Regions from separate parts of the Homo sapiens genome. Here region 2 is linked to region 1. A link is an interaction called in ENCODE POLR2A ChIA-PET data of the cell type or tissue named here. Cell type or tissue: Panc1. All regions are shown on one strand. Region 1 holds the start of LOC124901305 (a long non-coding RNA gene). Region 2 has its middle 28 kb from the start of BAK1.

What was found. ChIA-PET counts read pairs that join two places held together with the same protein. Peaks named below come from ENCODE experiments on the same cell type or tissue, not always from the same donor. Only the 100,000 strongest peaks of a DNase experiment are listed, where the experiment ranks them.
Region 2: POLR2A ChIA-PET joins it to region 1 with 17 read pairs; 6 of 35 experiments call an interaction of 5 or more read pairs at or near these places.

What each region holds. Positions count from the first base shown.
Region 1 is chr6:33,625,282-33,633,281 of GRCh38, reverse strand. The region is part of intron 1 of ITPR3 (inositol 1,4,5-trisphosphate receptor type 3); the gene reads right to left. It overlaps ITPR3-AS1 (ITPR3 antisense RNA 1), which reads left to right. Exons shown (of 2, transcript NR_134628.1): 2 at 269-2,038. LOC124901305 (a long non-coding RNA gene) reads right to left here and starts at 3,244. Exons shown (of 2, transcript XR_007059550.1): 1 at 2,898-3,244; 2 at 1,311-1,843. RefSeq lists an enhancer at 3,156-4,032 and a silencer at 4,625-4,674. In Panc1, a CTCF peak has its summit at 548 (motif pointing right); no DNase peak of the experiment used is centred here; H3K4me3 peaks cover 622 bases; H3K27ac peaks cover 535 bases.
Region 2 is chr6:33,548,239-33,556,238 of GRCh38, reverse strand. No RefSeq gene overlaps it. Among named protein-coding and RNA genes, the nearest start is that of BAK1, 28 kb to the left of the region's middle. In Panc1, no CTCF peak of the experiment used is centred here; no DNase peak of the experiment used is centred here.

The sequences.
Region 1 (8,000 bases):
GTTCCCACCCTTTACCAGCCCACCGATCTCTCACTGTCCAGCCTCTACTAGGATGACGCCCCATCCCACTCCTGCCATCTCAAGGCCAAGCTGAGGCTCCCGTGTGGTTCCCTGCCCACGCCCCGCTACGCCCACCACCGGCATCGCCCCTCACCTAGAGGCCGGTGGTACCCCAGCCAAGATCACAAAAAAACTGCCCCTCCATCGCGCGACTCTATAGTTTATCAATCGTTTTTACATCCAGTATCTCATTGTGTTCTTACCACAGTCCAGAGTGAGGCCCACAGAGTGGATGGAACCCCTGAGCCACACAGCTGGTCAGAGAATGGCACAGACACAACCCAGGCCTCCATCTACTCGACAGACCTCACCACGAGCCTACTATGTGCTGGGTGTGGTCCCCACCCTCTGGGATCTCCTGCGACCACGCTGAGTGCCGAGGACAGGAGCCCTGTCTACACCTGTGTGTCCCCTTCTCCCCTCCAGGACCAGCCCAGCAGAGGCTCAGGAGCCCAGAGGACAACAGTCCCTGCAGTGCGCCTTCCATCCACTGGGAGGCACAAGACCAGTCTGAACAGCAGAGGGAGCAGGAGGATGGGGCTACAGGGAAAGGGTCCTGGCTGGAGGCCTGTGGGCAGGCAGGGCTGTTCTGGGCCCTCTGGAGAGGAGCTGGTTGACAGCTTGTTCTAGGGTTGCAGGAGGGCACAGTCCCTGAAATGCCCACGGGGTCTACACCCCAAGACCTTGATCTGAGGTAGGAGAGGAAGACAGCTGCATCCCATTCTGCCCCATTCCACCCTGCGTGGACTTTGAGATCCAGGTGGGCGCCATGGGAAAGGTAGCAGGGTGGGTCAGTGCTGTCTGGAAAGATTAGATAAGGAGGAGGAAGGGAGCTAGATAGAAGTGGGGCAGGTGACTATCAAGGAGCCTGACTCAAAACCTACCACCTTGGCCACCATCAGAGCACCATGGGAGGGGGAATGACAGACTGGGGGAATGACAGACTGGGGAAATCCCCGAGGGACCCTGAACAACCCTCCCCCCACCCCCATTCAGCTGTGGATGAGAAAACTGTCCCTGGGGCATGGAGGAGAAACTGACCCGCCCAGGTCACACAAGTTAATGGAACAGCAAGTTCCAGATCCCAGGTCTTCTGGCTCCCAGCCCCAGACACTGGCTGTGGGTGGAGGATTACCCAGGTGCCAAGGCAAGAGACTGAAGGCACAAACTGTTTCAGTATAATAAAAAAAATAGAATAAGAATAGTCATAATACAAATTAGATATAGAGATGATCATGGACAATTAGCAATCACTATTAATCTTTAGCTTTTAATATTACTCTTTGTTGCATTACTAATATAACCTAGGAATAACCGGTGGGTATAGGGTCAGGTGCTGAAGGGACATTGTGAGAAGTGACCTGGAAGGCAAGAGGTGAGCCCTCTGTCACGCCCACATAAGGGCCGCTTGAGGGCTCCTTGGTCAAGTGGTAACGCCAGTGTCTGGGAATGCACCCGTTAATTAGCAGACCGCGAAAGGGAGTCTCCTTTCCTTGGAAGAGTTGGGGAACACTCTGCTCCACCAGCTTCTTGTGGAAGGCTGGATATTATCCAGGCCTGCGCGCAGTCATCCGGAGGCTTAAACCCTTCCCTGTGGTGCTGTGCTTCAATGGTCCCACTCCTTGTCCACTTTCATGCTCCTCCCGTACTCCTGGTTCCTCTTTGAAGAGCGCAGTAGATAGCGGTAGAAGAAATAGTGAAAGTCTTAAAGTCTTCGATCTTTCTTACAAGTGCAGAGAAGAAAACGCTGACATATGCTGCCTTCCCTCTCTGCTTCGGCTACCTAAAAGGGAAGGGCCGCCTATCCTGTAATCACATGACTTGCTTCACCTTGTCAATCACTTAGAAGATTCACCCTCCTTACCCTGCCCCCTTGTCTTGTATGCAATAAATATCAGTGACCCCAGCCGTTCAGGGCCACTACTGGTCTCCGCGTCTTGATGGTAGTGGTCACCCCGGCCCAGGTGTTTTTTCTTTATCTCTTTGTCTTGTGCTTTTATTTATTACAATCTCTCATCTCCGCACATGGGGAGAACACCCACTAAGCCCCGTAGGGCTAGACCCTACAACTGGCCACCACTCCACAGATGCAGGCCAGCCCCAAGGAGGCCACTCCAACAGCAGGCACTGTCAGAACACTGGGATGGGCTGGTGGTGGGTGGGAAGCCTGGGGGGCCCTTTCTCCAGATAGCCAAAGTCACACCTACTAGGCGGAATGTTAAGAGAGAAACCCAGATTCACTGGTTGGGGCTCCTGGCTCATCAGAGAAAAGAAATTAACTCCTGCATCCCTGCAAAAGCAACCATTTCCTTTACCTCTACATATCTTTACCAAGAATCCACCCTGTGCCAACCAACGGGGGGCCAGACAGTATATGGAATATATAGAATTTTAAAACAAGTACAGCTAAAGCCTTCAGAAAGCTTAAAGTCTAGAAAGGACAATAAGCCGCACACGCAGAGAACCCAAATAGTCTCTCCAGGAAGAATGGAGATAGCAAGAACAACTAAACTTGGCCCAGTAGAAATAAAGGTCGGGGCCAGTGTGCCACCCTGCCTCTGCCACAGGCCTGGGTTTCTGGCTGTCAGGGTCAGGCGGGCTGTCTGACAAGTCCTGGGGTCTCTACAGCGGTGCTGGGTGCATGGGAGGACATATCTGTAAGGCCAAGGAGAAGAAAGACAGGGAGCAGGAGACCAAAGGGAAAGCTGGGAAGAGAGGGAGAAAAGGTGCAACCATGGGCCGCCAGCCAGCCCTTGCCTCATATATTTGGCCTGCCAGCCCCAGGCTTGTCTCCCACTCTCCATAACCCAGAACTGGACTCTCTCAGTCTTTCTCACTTGACAGAGTAACTGAGGCTGTAGGACCCTCAGCAGGGCAGACCCTCAGGCCAACTCGCCCTGGCTCCAAACCTCCGCAGAGCTCTCTGGGAAACAAAGCAACAAAGGCAGCCCTGACAAATCAATCCAGAAAGTGAAGCAGCCTACACCACAACCCCGCCTTGCCAGAAACTCAGTGTTCATGGTGGAAAAGGAGATGAGGGCGGGGCGCTGTTTTAGATTAAAGGAAACTGAAGAGGCATAAGAAAATGTAACACGAGTACCTTGACAGGATCTCGATGGTTTTTCTTTTTTTTTGACGGAGTCTCACTCTGTTGCCAGGCTGGAGTGCAGTGGCACGATCTCAGCTCACTGCAACCCCCACCTCCCGGGTTCAAGTGATTCTCCTGCCTCAGCCTCCCGAGTAGCTGGGACCACAGGCATGTGCCACGATGCCCAGCTAATTCTTGTATTTTTAGTAGAGACGGAGTTTCACCACGTTGGCCAGGATGGTCTTGATCTCTTGACCTCGTGATCCGCCTGCCTCAGCCTCCCAAAGAGCTGGGATTACAGGCATGAGCCACTGCGCCTGGCCTAGGATCCTGATTTAAAGAAACCAATGGTCAGGCCCGGCGTGGTGGCTCACGCCTGTAATCCCAACACTTTGGGAGGCTGAGGCGGGCAGATCACCTGAGGTTAGGAGTTCAAGACCAGCCTGCCCAACATGGTGAAACCCGTCTCTACTAAAAATACAAAAATTAGCTGGGCGTGGTGGCTGGCACTGGTAATCCCAGCTACTCTGGAGGCTGAGGCAGGAGAATCACTCGAACCCGGGAGGCAGAGGCTGCAGTGAGCCGAGATTGCACCATTGCACTCTAGCCTGGGCTACAAGAGGGAAACTCCATCTCAAAAAAAAAAAAAAAGAAACCAATGGTCGGTCAAACACAGACAACCTGGGCCCAGTGGCTGTAATCCCAGCACTTTGGGAGGCCAAGACAGGAGGATTGCTTGAGCTCAGGAGTTCGAGGTTACAGTGAACTCTGATCACACCACTGAGGACAATGGGCACATCTGACTATGGATTGGGCCCTGAATGCTATTAGGAAACTATTAATTGGTGTGATCACAACACTGTAGTTACATAGGGATGTATAATAAAATATTTAGAGGTGAAAAAGATGCAATGTATGTAATTTATCATAAAATACTTCAGCAAAAAATACAAATATCAAATGTGACCACTGTAAACAATGATTAAGTCTAGGTGGTAAGCAAATTGGTGTTCTAAATGCTTCCCACTACTTTTCCTGAATTGTATTTATGCCTCAGGCTGTGAGAGCATAGGTAAAGGCCAGGGCCACCCAATGTAAGTGATCTGTAAAGTCTACCCACTGCCATCATCATCATCATCTTTGAGACACAGACTTAATTTTCCCTCCCATTACCTATATCACCCCCATCATCTATTTCTAGACTCATACTGGAGAAGAGGGCTCTCCTGCACTGTGCAGGAAGGGCTAATGGCTGGCTGGCTGGCGGGCTGGCTGGCTGAGCGATGGGGAGAGCAATTTGCTAACCAAATATGCACAGGTGTCTGCCTCAAGCACCTGCAGCTGCTCCTGGACTGAGATTTGTGTTGACAGCCCCTTCCGGCTCTGCCCACCTGCTGACCAAAAAAACATAGCACTCTGGCCATTTTACTCCCTCACTGAAGCCTCTGCAATGAGTCTCTCCTGACTGTCTCCCCAAGTGGAAATCCCTCTGTAATGTGGCATGTGGCTCCACCCAGTTCCATCCCCAGCCCACACCCTGGACTCACTGTGTTGTGAACGCCCAGCCTCATTTCTGCACCCACGATTTCTCTCACAGTCCCTAGCCTGAAAGGCCCTACAAACTTCTCTTCTCAGTCCCCTGCTGCGTGACCCCAAGCTCTCCAAGCCAGGTGTCCTGACTGCAGGGAATTGTGACTGCAGGTACAAATGCTGGGTGTCACTGGCACCTTTCGCATGACCAGCCTGACATACCCAGGGGGCTCAGAGCTCACATTCAGAGGCCTGTGATGAACTTAGTAGAGATCTGCGTTCTGCTTTCCTCCTTCCCCCACCCCAGGTTTCTTCCCTTCCACTCACACAGCCCTCACTCCCAGAGAGGGGTGTCCCAGCCCCACATGGGGTGAAGTCTAGAGAGCAGGGCTGGGGGTGGACATGCAGGGACTCCAGGCATGTGTGCAGAGGTCATCCAAACCCAGAAACCTCCCCCTAAGCTGAAAACAGAAAGCTGGTGTGGCCCCACCCTAAAACTCAGCATGTGTCCCCACCCCCAACCCAAGCCACCGCCCCAGTGGGCCAAGCTAGGGAGGGGATATGGGGTCAGGAATGTAGGGCAGGGCAGAGTGTAATCAAGTGGCTCCAGCAGGATTCTTTCAGGCCGGCAGGATTCAGGCCGAGCAGTTGGATGCAGCCTGAGACCCTGGAGTCTCAAGGTGGATGTGTGGCACTGGTTCTAGGCTGAGCCAACCCCGCGCCACCCCCTCTCCACTTCATCCCTTCTCCATCACATCCTCGCACTGCCTGGGAAGTGCCTAGTACCTAACCTTGAGGGCAGAGGCTGGTCTTACTCCCCACATGCTAGTGCAACACTCACACATGACATGAATCATGTCTGACCCTCTGTGGCACCAAGTTCTGTTCCTATACCCCTCCACCACCACAGAAACACAAAAAGTTAGACAGCCTAAGAGTTAAAGGTGTACCTTGTCTTTGATCTCCATTTCTGGGAACGTATTACCTGAGAGGATAACTATAACTAGACAAGTGTTCAGGCATGCATGCACTAGGATGTTCAGGGCAAATTGTTCTTAACAGCAAAAATTTACAAAGAGCCTGAATGTTGAATACTAGAGTTGCTTAAATAAATTAAGGTACAGCATACCATGGCTGTGCAGCCATAACAATGGTGTGTTGGCATGGGAAAATACAGCTCACTATATATATGCAAAAAAGGACAGGGTACAAAGCCATACGTGCAGTTTGATATTGTTTGTAAATGTTCATTTATGAATATAAAAGGCTAGAAGGTCATAGGGAATGTTCATGTAAGCCATAGTGGTATTACAGATCATTTTTTTGAGTTTTTCACATTTTCTCCATGGAATGTATATTTTTTTTTAATCTGAAAAAATATATATATTTTCAAAAAATGAGTTGCATGGATTAGGCTAAGACCAAGAATCTGCCTTGAGGTACAGAACAGAAGTCTAACATCTTCTTCCAATGAAATCACAATTAAATGAAAGCCAAGCCGGGTACAGTGGCTCATGCCTGTAATCCCAGCACTTTGGGAAGCCGAGGCAGGCAGATCACCTGAGGTCAGCAGTTCAAGACCAGCTTGACCAACATGGAGAAACCCCATCTCTACTAAAAATACAAAAAAATTAGCCGGGCGTGGTGGCACATGCCTGTAATCCCAGCTACTCGGGAGGCTGAGGCAGGAGAATCGCTTGAACCTGGGAGGCGAAGGTTGTGGTGAGCTGAGATTGTGCCATTGTACTCCAGCCTGGAAAACAAGAGCAAAACTCTCTCCAAAAAAATAAAAGAAAGAAAGCCAAGACAGGTCTGAAATCCACCCAGGGAATGCTATCAGCGAGGGAAAGGCAGTCCCCTGCTCCTGGAATTACATGTGTCTCAGACTTAAGGCTCAAAGGGCCCCACTGCACAGAACGGAACAAGCTGGACCTGTGCCTTGGGTACCACTGATTCTGCAGTGCCTAAAACAGTGCCTTGCCTAGCACATGGTAGATGCCTAATAAATGTTTGTTGAATGACATTATGAAGTCTGATGAGGGCAAAGAGATGGGCCTTCTGGGCTGAGGGGCAGGTAGACCTAGCAGGCAGGCTTCCTCACAGCCTGTCAGCCTGGGAGGGCCCCCAGATCAGGGATCCCGGCCCCAGGTACTCATTAAAACCACCTGGAGAACTTTTTAAAAATCTAACACCCAGACCTTAGCCCTAGAGATGGTGATTCAGTTGGTCTGGCATGGGACTTGGGAGCTGAAATTTTTTTTTTAATCCCCAGGTGATTCTCAGGTACAGCCAGAGCACCATAGAGGATAATGCAGGCTGACGGAAACTCACTCTGAGAAGGCAGGGCCTTGTTCAAAGCATCCAGCAACGGCCAGGCACGGCGGCTCATGCCTGTAATCCCAGCACTTTGGGAGGCAGAGGAGGGAGGATCACTTGAGCCCAGGAGTTTTAGATTAGCTTGGGCAGCAAGGGGAGACCCCATCTCTATAAAAAATACAAAAACTAGCCAGATGCGGTAGCACACGCCTGTAGTCCCAGCTACTCGGGCGGCTGAGTTGTAAGGATTGCTTGAGCCTGGGAGATTAAGGCTGCAGTGAACCCAGATCACACTACTGCATTCCAGCCTGGGTGACAAAGACCCCATTTCAAACAAAACAAAACAGAAACCACCCAACAAGTTGGTGATGGAACATGAGACAGACACCCTTCCTGAGAGCTATGCCTCTGAGGTTTCCGACCTAGGGATCCTGAGCCTGGAGACCTGGGGCTTCGTCTATATTCACCCCCATACTTCTTGGGTCCTGACCTCCAGGGAAGCAGGTCAGGCTGGCAGGTAGACAGAGAATCCCATGGGTAAGAGGCAGCATCTCCTACTCACTATGATTACCCAGCCCTGGGTGATCCAGGTCCAGAGGCCCTGAGAGCTCCAAATAGGCTCCAAGGCTGAGCCATGGGTGGGCAGAGGCACTTTGACAAATGTTGAAAGCTCAGCTCCAAGACCCAGTTCACCTGCACTCCCCCAGTTTACTTTCTGTGGGTCTGGGGCTACCTCTCTGGGTACTCATAAGAGATCTTCGCCAGGCACAGTGGCTCGCGGCTGTAATCCCAACACTTTGGGAGGCCGAGGCAGGCGGATCATCTGAGGTCGGGAGTTTGAGACCAGCCTGACCAACATGGAGAAACCCAGTCTCTACTAAAAATACAAAATTAGCTGGGTGTGGAGGCACATGCCTGTAATCCCAGCTACTCGGGAGGCTGAGGCAGAAGAATCGCTTGAACCCAGGAGGCTGAGGTTGCAGTGAACTAAGATCGCCCCATTGTA
Region 2 (8,000 bases), 77 kb after region 1:
TTACAGGTGTAAGCCACCGCACCTGGCTGAGGCTATATTTCAAAAACATAAATAAATAAATAAAATCTGCGTAAATAAATGATTATTTAAGTTTTTCTTATACTCCTTAACATATCCTTTAAACAAAAGAGACAGTTGTACATACTATTTCTATTTTTGAAAACAGGAAACAGGACTGGCATGGTGGCCTGTAATCCCAGCACTTTAAGAGGTCAAGGCAGGCAAATCACCTGAGGTCGGGAGTTCAAGACCAGCATGACCAACGTGGAGAAACCCCATCTCTACTAAAAATACAAAATTAGCAGGGCGTGGTGGCACATGCCTGTAATCCCAGCTATTTGGGAGGCTGAGGCAGGAGAATTGCTTGAACCCGGGAGGCGGAGGTTGCGCTGAGCCGAGATCGCACCATTGCACTCCAGCCTGGGCAACAAGAGCAAAACAAGAGCAAGGAGAGGGTGTCTTTTTGAAGACATTTTTCTTCCTTTTCACGATACTCCCTCTCAGATATGCCTCCCTTCCCAGCTGGGCGCAGCGGCTCACGCCTGTAATCCCAGCACTTTGGGAGGTCAAGATGGGTGGATCACTTGAGGTCAGGAATTTGAGACCAGCCTGGTCAACATGGAGAAACCCCATCTCTACTAAATACACAAAAATTAGCTGGGTGTGGTGGCAGACGCCTGTAATCCCAGCTACTCTGGAGGCTGAGGCAGGAGAAAGAATCGCTTGAACCCAGGAGGCAGAGGTTGCAGTGAGCTGAGACTGTGACACTGCACTACTTAAAAACAAAAACAAAAACAAAAAACGCCTCCCTTCTCCCACTTTCTTTTTTTTTTTTTTGAGATGGAGTCTTGCTCTGTTGCCCAGGCTGGAGTGCAGTGACACTATCTTGGCTCACTGCAACATCTGCCTCCCAGGTTCAAGCAATTATCTTGCTTCAGCCTCCTGAAGAGCTGGGATTACAGGTGCATGCCACTATGCCCGGCTAATTTTTGTATTTTTAGTAGAGACGGGGTTTCACCATGTTGGACCAAGCTGGTCTCGAACACCTGACCTCAGGTGAATTGCCCGCCTTGACCTCCCAAAGTGCTGGGATTACAGGCATGAGACACCACGCCTGGCCCCTTCTCCCACTTTCTAAGAAGAGACTCTGAGATTTTTTTTTTTTTTTAGAAATGTAAATTTCTAAATGTAAACTAGGCTGAGGTCAGTGGATCACACCTATAATCCCAGCACTTTGGGAGGCCGAGGTAGGAGGATCCCTTTAGGCTGGGAGTTTGAGACCAGCCTTGGCAACACAGTGAGACCCCATCTTTACAAAAAAATTTTTTTTTACTTAGCCGAGCATGATGGTGCACGCCTGTAGTACTAGCTACTTGGGAGGCTGAGGTGGGAGGAACCCCTTCAGCCCAGGAGTTCAAGGTTACAGTGAGCTATGATCCTGTCACAGCGCTCCAGCCTAGGCAGCAAAAGGAGACCCTGTCTCTAAGGAAAGAAAAAAGGTAACTTTAAAATTCATTTAGGTAATTATCAGACTTCTTTTTAGTTGTAGGGGCAAATCAATAAGACCATTGTAGAATTATGGCAAGAAAAATATGAACTAAAAGTACTTTATTACTTTGGGAAGGAAAATAGAAATGATCAAATAAAAAAAAACACAAGATTTTTTTCTTTTTTTTAAGCTGGGACTACAGGCACACAGCCCTGAGCCCAGCATAATGTTACTTTTTTTTTTCTTTTGAGACAGAGTCTCGCTTTGTTGCCCAGGCTCGAGTGCAATGGCGAGGTCTCGGCTCACTGCAACCTCTGCTTACCGGGTTCGAGCGATTCTCCTGCCTCAGCCTCCCGAGTAGCTGGGATTACAGGTGCCTGCCATTGCGCCCAGCTAATTTTTTTATTTTTAGTAGAGATGGGGTTTCACCATCTTGGCCAGGCTGGTCTTAAACTTGTGACCTCGTGATCCACCCGCCTTGGCCTCCCAAAGTGTTGGGATTACAGGCATTAGCCACCGTGCCCGGCCCATAATGTTACTTTTTTAATGTAAAGGTTAGAAAAGAGATTTTGGAAGACTGAGATATTCTGTGTGTGTGTTTGGTTTGTTTTGTTTTTTTGAGACGGAGTCTTGCTCTGTCGCAGGCTGGTGTGCAGTGGCGTGATCTCAGCTCACTGCAATCTCTGCCTCCTGGGTTCAAGTGATTCTCCTGCTTCAGCCTCTCGAGTAGCTGGGACTACAGGTGCGCACCACCACGCCCAGCTAATTTTTGTATTTTTAGTAGAGACAGGGTTTCACCATGTTGGCCAGGATGGTCTCGATTTCTTGACCTCGTCATCTGCCTGCCTGGGCCTCCCAAAGTGCTGGGATTACAAGCATGAGCCACTATCCCCGGGCTGGAATCTTCAAGATAACTTGACTTGCCACATTTAAGAGTCTGAATTATTAGGTTTATGAGAATTATTTACATGCTGAATACTTCCTTCTTGTTTGACTTGTAAATCTACCCTGAGGAATTGGAAGTGGTTGGGAAAAAAATCAAGTATATTAAATTTGTAAATGTAGTTTAAATATTTAAGAGAATTTAATTAACTAAGTTTGTAAATGCTATGAGTAATGTTCAAGCAAATTAAATATGTCAAGCCCATGGGCTAATTGTGTATTAATCAAAGAACAAGTTATTACTCTTACTTTTATCCAAAACCTGCAAGATTTCTAAATAGAATATCAGGATATGGAAGTTAAACTTAAAAACATAAGAAGATCTGTTTTTAAGCTTACAACATTAATTGAAGATTAATTTAGGCTAGGGGCAGTGGTGCAAGCCTGTAATCCCAGCACTTTGGGAGGCTGAGGTGGGAGGATCAGTGGAGCTCAGGAGTTCGAGATCAGCCTAGGTAACATCATGAAACTCTGTCTCTACAGAAAATACAAAAATTAGCCAGGCATGTGTGGTGCGCGACTGCAGTCCCAACTACTCCTCAGGTTGAGGTGGGGGGAAGGCTTGAGCCCAGGAGGTTGAGGCTGCAGTGAGCTGTGATTGTGCCACTGTACTCCAGCCTGGGTGACAGAGTAAGACACTGTCTCTCTTTTTTTTTTTTTTTTTGAGACAGAGTCTGGCTGTGTCACCCAGGCTGGAGTGCAATGCTGCAATTTTGGCTCACTGCCATCTCTGCCTCCCGGATTTAAGCAATTCTCCTGCCTCAGCCTTCCAGGTAGCTGGGATTACAGGCGAGTGCCATCATGCCCAGCTAATTTTTTTCAATTTTTTTGGAGATGAGGTCTCACTCTGTTGCCAGGGCTGATCTTGAACTCCTGGGCTCAAAAGATTCTCCCACCTCCGCCTCCCAAAGTGCTGAGATTATAGGGCTGAGCCACCTTCCAGGCCTTAACTTTTGTAAGAATACACATTTTGGCCGGGCGCAGTGGCTCAGGCCTGTAATCCCAGCACTTTGGGAGCTCAAGGTGGGTGGATCTCTTGAGGTCAGGAGTTCGAGACCAGCCTGGGCAACATGGTGAAACCACATCTCTATTAAAAATACAAAAATTAGCCAGGAATAGTGGCACACGCCTGTAGTCCCAGCTACTCAGGAGGCTGAGGCAGGAGAATCGCTTGAACCCGGGAGGCGGAGGTTGCAGTGAGCTGAGATCGAGCCACTGCACTCCAGCCTGGGCGACAAAGCGAGACTCTGTCTAAAATAAACAAATACATACATACACATTTTGTCAGAGTAGTTTGAGGGTAGGATCCAATGAAGGGCTTAGCAAGTACCTGGCATGAAATAAAGTAAATAAATTTGCTGACTGTGCTTGCTCATGCATCTTTTTTTTTTTTTTTTTTTTTTTTTGAGATGGAGTTTTGGTCTTGCTCTTTTTGGTTATCACCTCTATATTCCACAGCACCCACAAGCTTCAATGCTTACTCTTTCAATGGTCTTTCTCTTGGTCCAGTATTTAGAAATTTGGCTTATATAATAGTAAAATCGAAATAAAAAAAATACTTTAGGCCAGATGCAGTAGCTCACACCTGCAATCCCAGCACTTTTTTTTTTTTTGAGACAGGGTCTCACTCTGTCACCCAGGCTGCAGTGTAGTGGTGCGATCTTGGCTCACTGCAGCCTTGACCTCTCAATCTTAGCCTCCCGAGTAGCTGGGACTATACGTGTGCACCACCACGCCCGGCTAATTTGTTGTTGTAGAGAAGGGTTTTCGCCACGTTGCCCATGCTGGTCTTGAACCCCTGGACTCAATCCTCCCACCTCCGTCTCCCAAAGTACTAGTATTACAGGCATGAGCCACCACATTCGGCCAATTCCAGAACTTTGGAAGGCCAAGGGCTGGTGGATTGCTTGAGCCCAGGAATTCAGGATCAGCCTGAGCAATATAGTGAGACCCAGTCTCTATCAGAATTTTTAAAAAATTAGCCAGGCTGGTGGCATGAACCCGTGGTCCCAGTTACTTGGGAGGCTGAGGTAGGAGGATTGCTTCAGCCTGGCAGTCGAGGCTGCACAGAGCTGTGATTGCACCACTGCATTCCTGCCTGGGCAGCAGAGAGAGACTCTTCTCAAAACAAAAAGAAAAAACCACACACACACAAACAAAAGTATTTGATGCTAAAAGATGTTAATTCCTGGCAAAATCTCAATTAACCAAAGATTAGGATAGTAAGGAAAAACACTAGGGAAATGGTTGTGCAAATTTGTCTCTAAAAGGATTTATGCTGTTTGCAATACCTTTAAAACAAAACAAGAAAGATAAGGCAAGGGGAAAACAAAGATAGCAAAGTGGGAGGGGGAAGATTAACAGAATGGAAAAAAAAATGCACATTCTAACATCATGTATCCTTCCTTGCCCTATAAAATTAGCTCTAAGCTTTCTTTCTTTCTGTTTTTGTTTTTTTTTTTTTAAGACAGAGTCTCTCACTGTCGCCCCGGCTGGAGTCTGGAGTACAGCGGCACGATCTCAGCTCACTGCAACCTCTGCCTCCGCCTCCCGGGTTCAAGCCATTCTCCTGTCTCAGCTTTCCGAGCAGCTGGGATTACAGGCGCCCGCCACCACGCCCAGCTAATGTTTGTATTTTTAGCAGAGACAGGGTTTCACCGTGTTGGCTAGGCTGGTCTCAAACTCCCGACCTCGTGATTCACCTGCCTCGGCCTCCCAAAGTGTTGGGATTACAGGCATGAGCCACCATGCCCAGCTTTTTTTTTTTTTTTTTTTTTTTTTTTTTTGAGACAGAGTCTCCCTCTGTTGCCCAGGCTAGAGGAAGTCGCTTGATCTCAACTCACTGCAACCTCCACCTGCTGAGTTCAAGCGACTATCGTGCCTCAACCTCCCCAGTAGCTGGGATTCCAGGTGTGTGCCACCACACCCAGCTAATTTTTTGTATTATTATTATTATTTGTATTTTTAGTAGAGACGGGTTTCACCATGTTGGCCAGGCTGGTCTCAAACTCCTGATCTCAGATGATCCACCTGCCTTGGCTTCCCAAAGTGCTGGGATTACAAGCGTGAGCCACCGTGCCCCGCCTATATTCAGTATTTAGTAGTCACATGCTATACAGGTTTGTAGCCTTGGAGCAACAGGTTTACCATAATAGTCTAGGTGTGTAGTAGACTATACTAGCTAGGTTTGTATAAGTGTACTCCATAATGTTGGTAGGACAACTGATTTGCTTAACACTGCATTTCTCGGGGCTGGGAGCAGTGGCTCACACCTGTAATCCCAGCACTTTGGGAGGCAGAGGTGGGTGGATCAACTGAGGTCAGGAGTTCGAGACCAGCCTGGCCAACATGACAAAATCCCGTTTCTACTAAAAATACAAAAATTAGCCAGGCGTGGTGGCGCACACCTGTAATCCCAGCTACTTGGGAGGCTGAAGCAGGAGAATCGCTTGAACCCAGGAGGCGGAGGTCACAATGAGCCGAGATCAAGACACTGCACTCCAGCCTGGGCAACAGAGCAAGAGTCCATCTAAAAATAAATAAATAAATAAAATAAAACAATGCGTTTCTGAGAATGTATCCCCATCATTAAGCAACACACAACTGTAGCTGAGATCCCTCAGAACTGCCCTCTTTTAACAGATAAGAATCAGTCATGAGGTTGTCCCAGCTGCTCAGGAGGCTGAGCCAGGAGGACTCTGCTCGGGCCTAGGAGTTCAAGGCTGTAATGTACTGTGATCATACCTGGGATACCTGAGAAGAGCCACTGCATTCCAGCTGGGGCAACACAGCAAGATCTGTCTGAAAAAAAAAAAAAGAATCAGACATGAGTATAGAAGTAGAAATAATATCTTACCACTAGGACCTCAAGGCTCTCCCAGGTAATAGGGGGTTCAGGAACAGCTCTAACCACCAGTGCTCTGGCCAACAGAGGGCTTGCCATACCAATAAGGGGCACAGAGGCACAGGCAAATTATCTTTCTCTCTCTCTTTTTTTTTTTTTTTTTTTTTGAGACAGAGTCTTGCTCTGTCACTCCAGCCTCCAGGCTGGAGTGCAATGGCGCACTCTCAGCTTACTGCAACCTCTGCCTTCCGGGCTCCAGCAATTCTCCTGCCCCAGCCTCCTGAGTAGCTGGCATGTACCATGACACCCAACTAATTTTTGTATTTTTAGTAGAGTCAAGGTTTTGCCATGTTGGCCAGGCTTGTCTCGAATGCCTGATCTTAAGTGATCTACCCGCCTTGGACTCCCAAAGTGCTGGGATTACAGGCTTGAGCTATCACGCCCGACCTGGCACAGGCAAATTCTAAGCCTTTTGTCTGACACAAAAATAAGACTGCTTACTAAGATAACAAGCTAAGAGGTCTAGTTTGACACATCCTACAACGTGCGGGAGGAAGAATGGGGAAGAGCCCACAGCTGGTAAGAAACTGCAGGTAAGTCCTCCAGTCAGAGGCTGTGAGTCACAGGAAAGTCCTTACTCCATAATTCTCACTAGGTGCAGTGGCTCACGCATTTAATCCCAAGACTTTGGGAGGCCAAGGCGGGAGGTGTTGCTTGAGCCCTGGAGTTCAAGACCACAGGAAGGACTTACAACATAGGAAGAGGCGTCTCTATAGAGGCTCATAAATTAACCAGGCCTGGTGGCGCACATCTTTAGTCCCAACTATTTGGGAGGCTTGAGGCAGGAGAATCCCTTGAACCCGGGAGGCAGAGGCTGCAGTGAGCTGAGATCGCGCCACTGCACTCCAGCCTGGGTGACAGAGGGAGATTCCGTCTTGAAAATAAATAAATAAAAATAAATACTGAATATAATAATACCATGGTAGGTATTTGTGTATCTAAACATGGAAAAGGTACAGTAAAAATACCACATTATAATCTTATGAGACCACCTTCTGTCATTGACCAAAACGGTAATGGGGTGCATGACTATGTTGCTTGCTTTTCTCACACCTGGAGTCTCTGTGGGTTGTCTGCACAGCAGGAGCCCAGCCCTGGGACTGACTGTAGGCTTCCAGGGTGGCCGCTCACCGCCACTGTCCTTCAGGTCATCCTAGACACACAAGAAGGACGTGCCCAGCAGGACTATATTGTTTTCCACACCTCAGAGTATAGCCTGACCCCTGAGAGAGCTTATTTCTCCAACTTCCTCAAATAGATGAAATGATTTTTTAGCTCTTTTTTGTCACTCTACTCTTGTATTGAAATGATTTAATTAGATTAAAATTGGGGGGACATTAAGGTAGAAGACTCCTACCTACAGTTTGCCAGCCCCTCATACTTTGTAGTTCAAAGAGAAGTCTCCCTATTGTTGGAGAAAGGATGAAAGGACGGGGTGGGGGTTAACTCCACCCCTGATATGAATGTGATAGAAAAGAGATTCTCAGGATATCATCTAAAAATGAAAGCAGGAAACAGATTCAGCTTTAACTACCCATTGTCAGTATTTTTGTGGTCACTAGGAGAAAAACTTTTTTTTTTTTTTTGAGACGGAGTCTCACTCACTTGTCACCCAGGCTGGAGTGCAGTGGTGCAATCTCGGCTCACTGCAACCTCCGCCTCCTG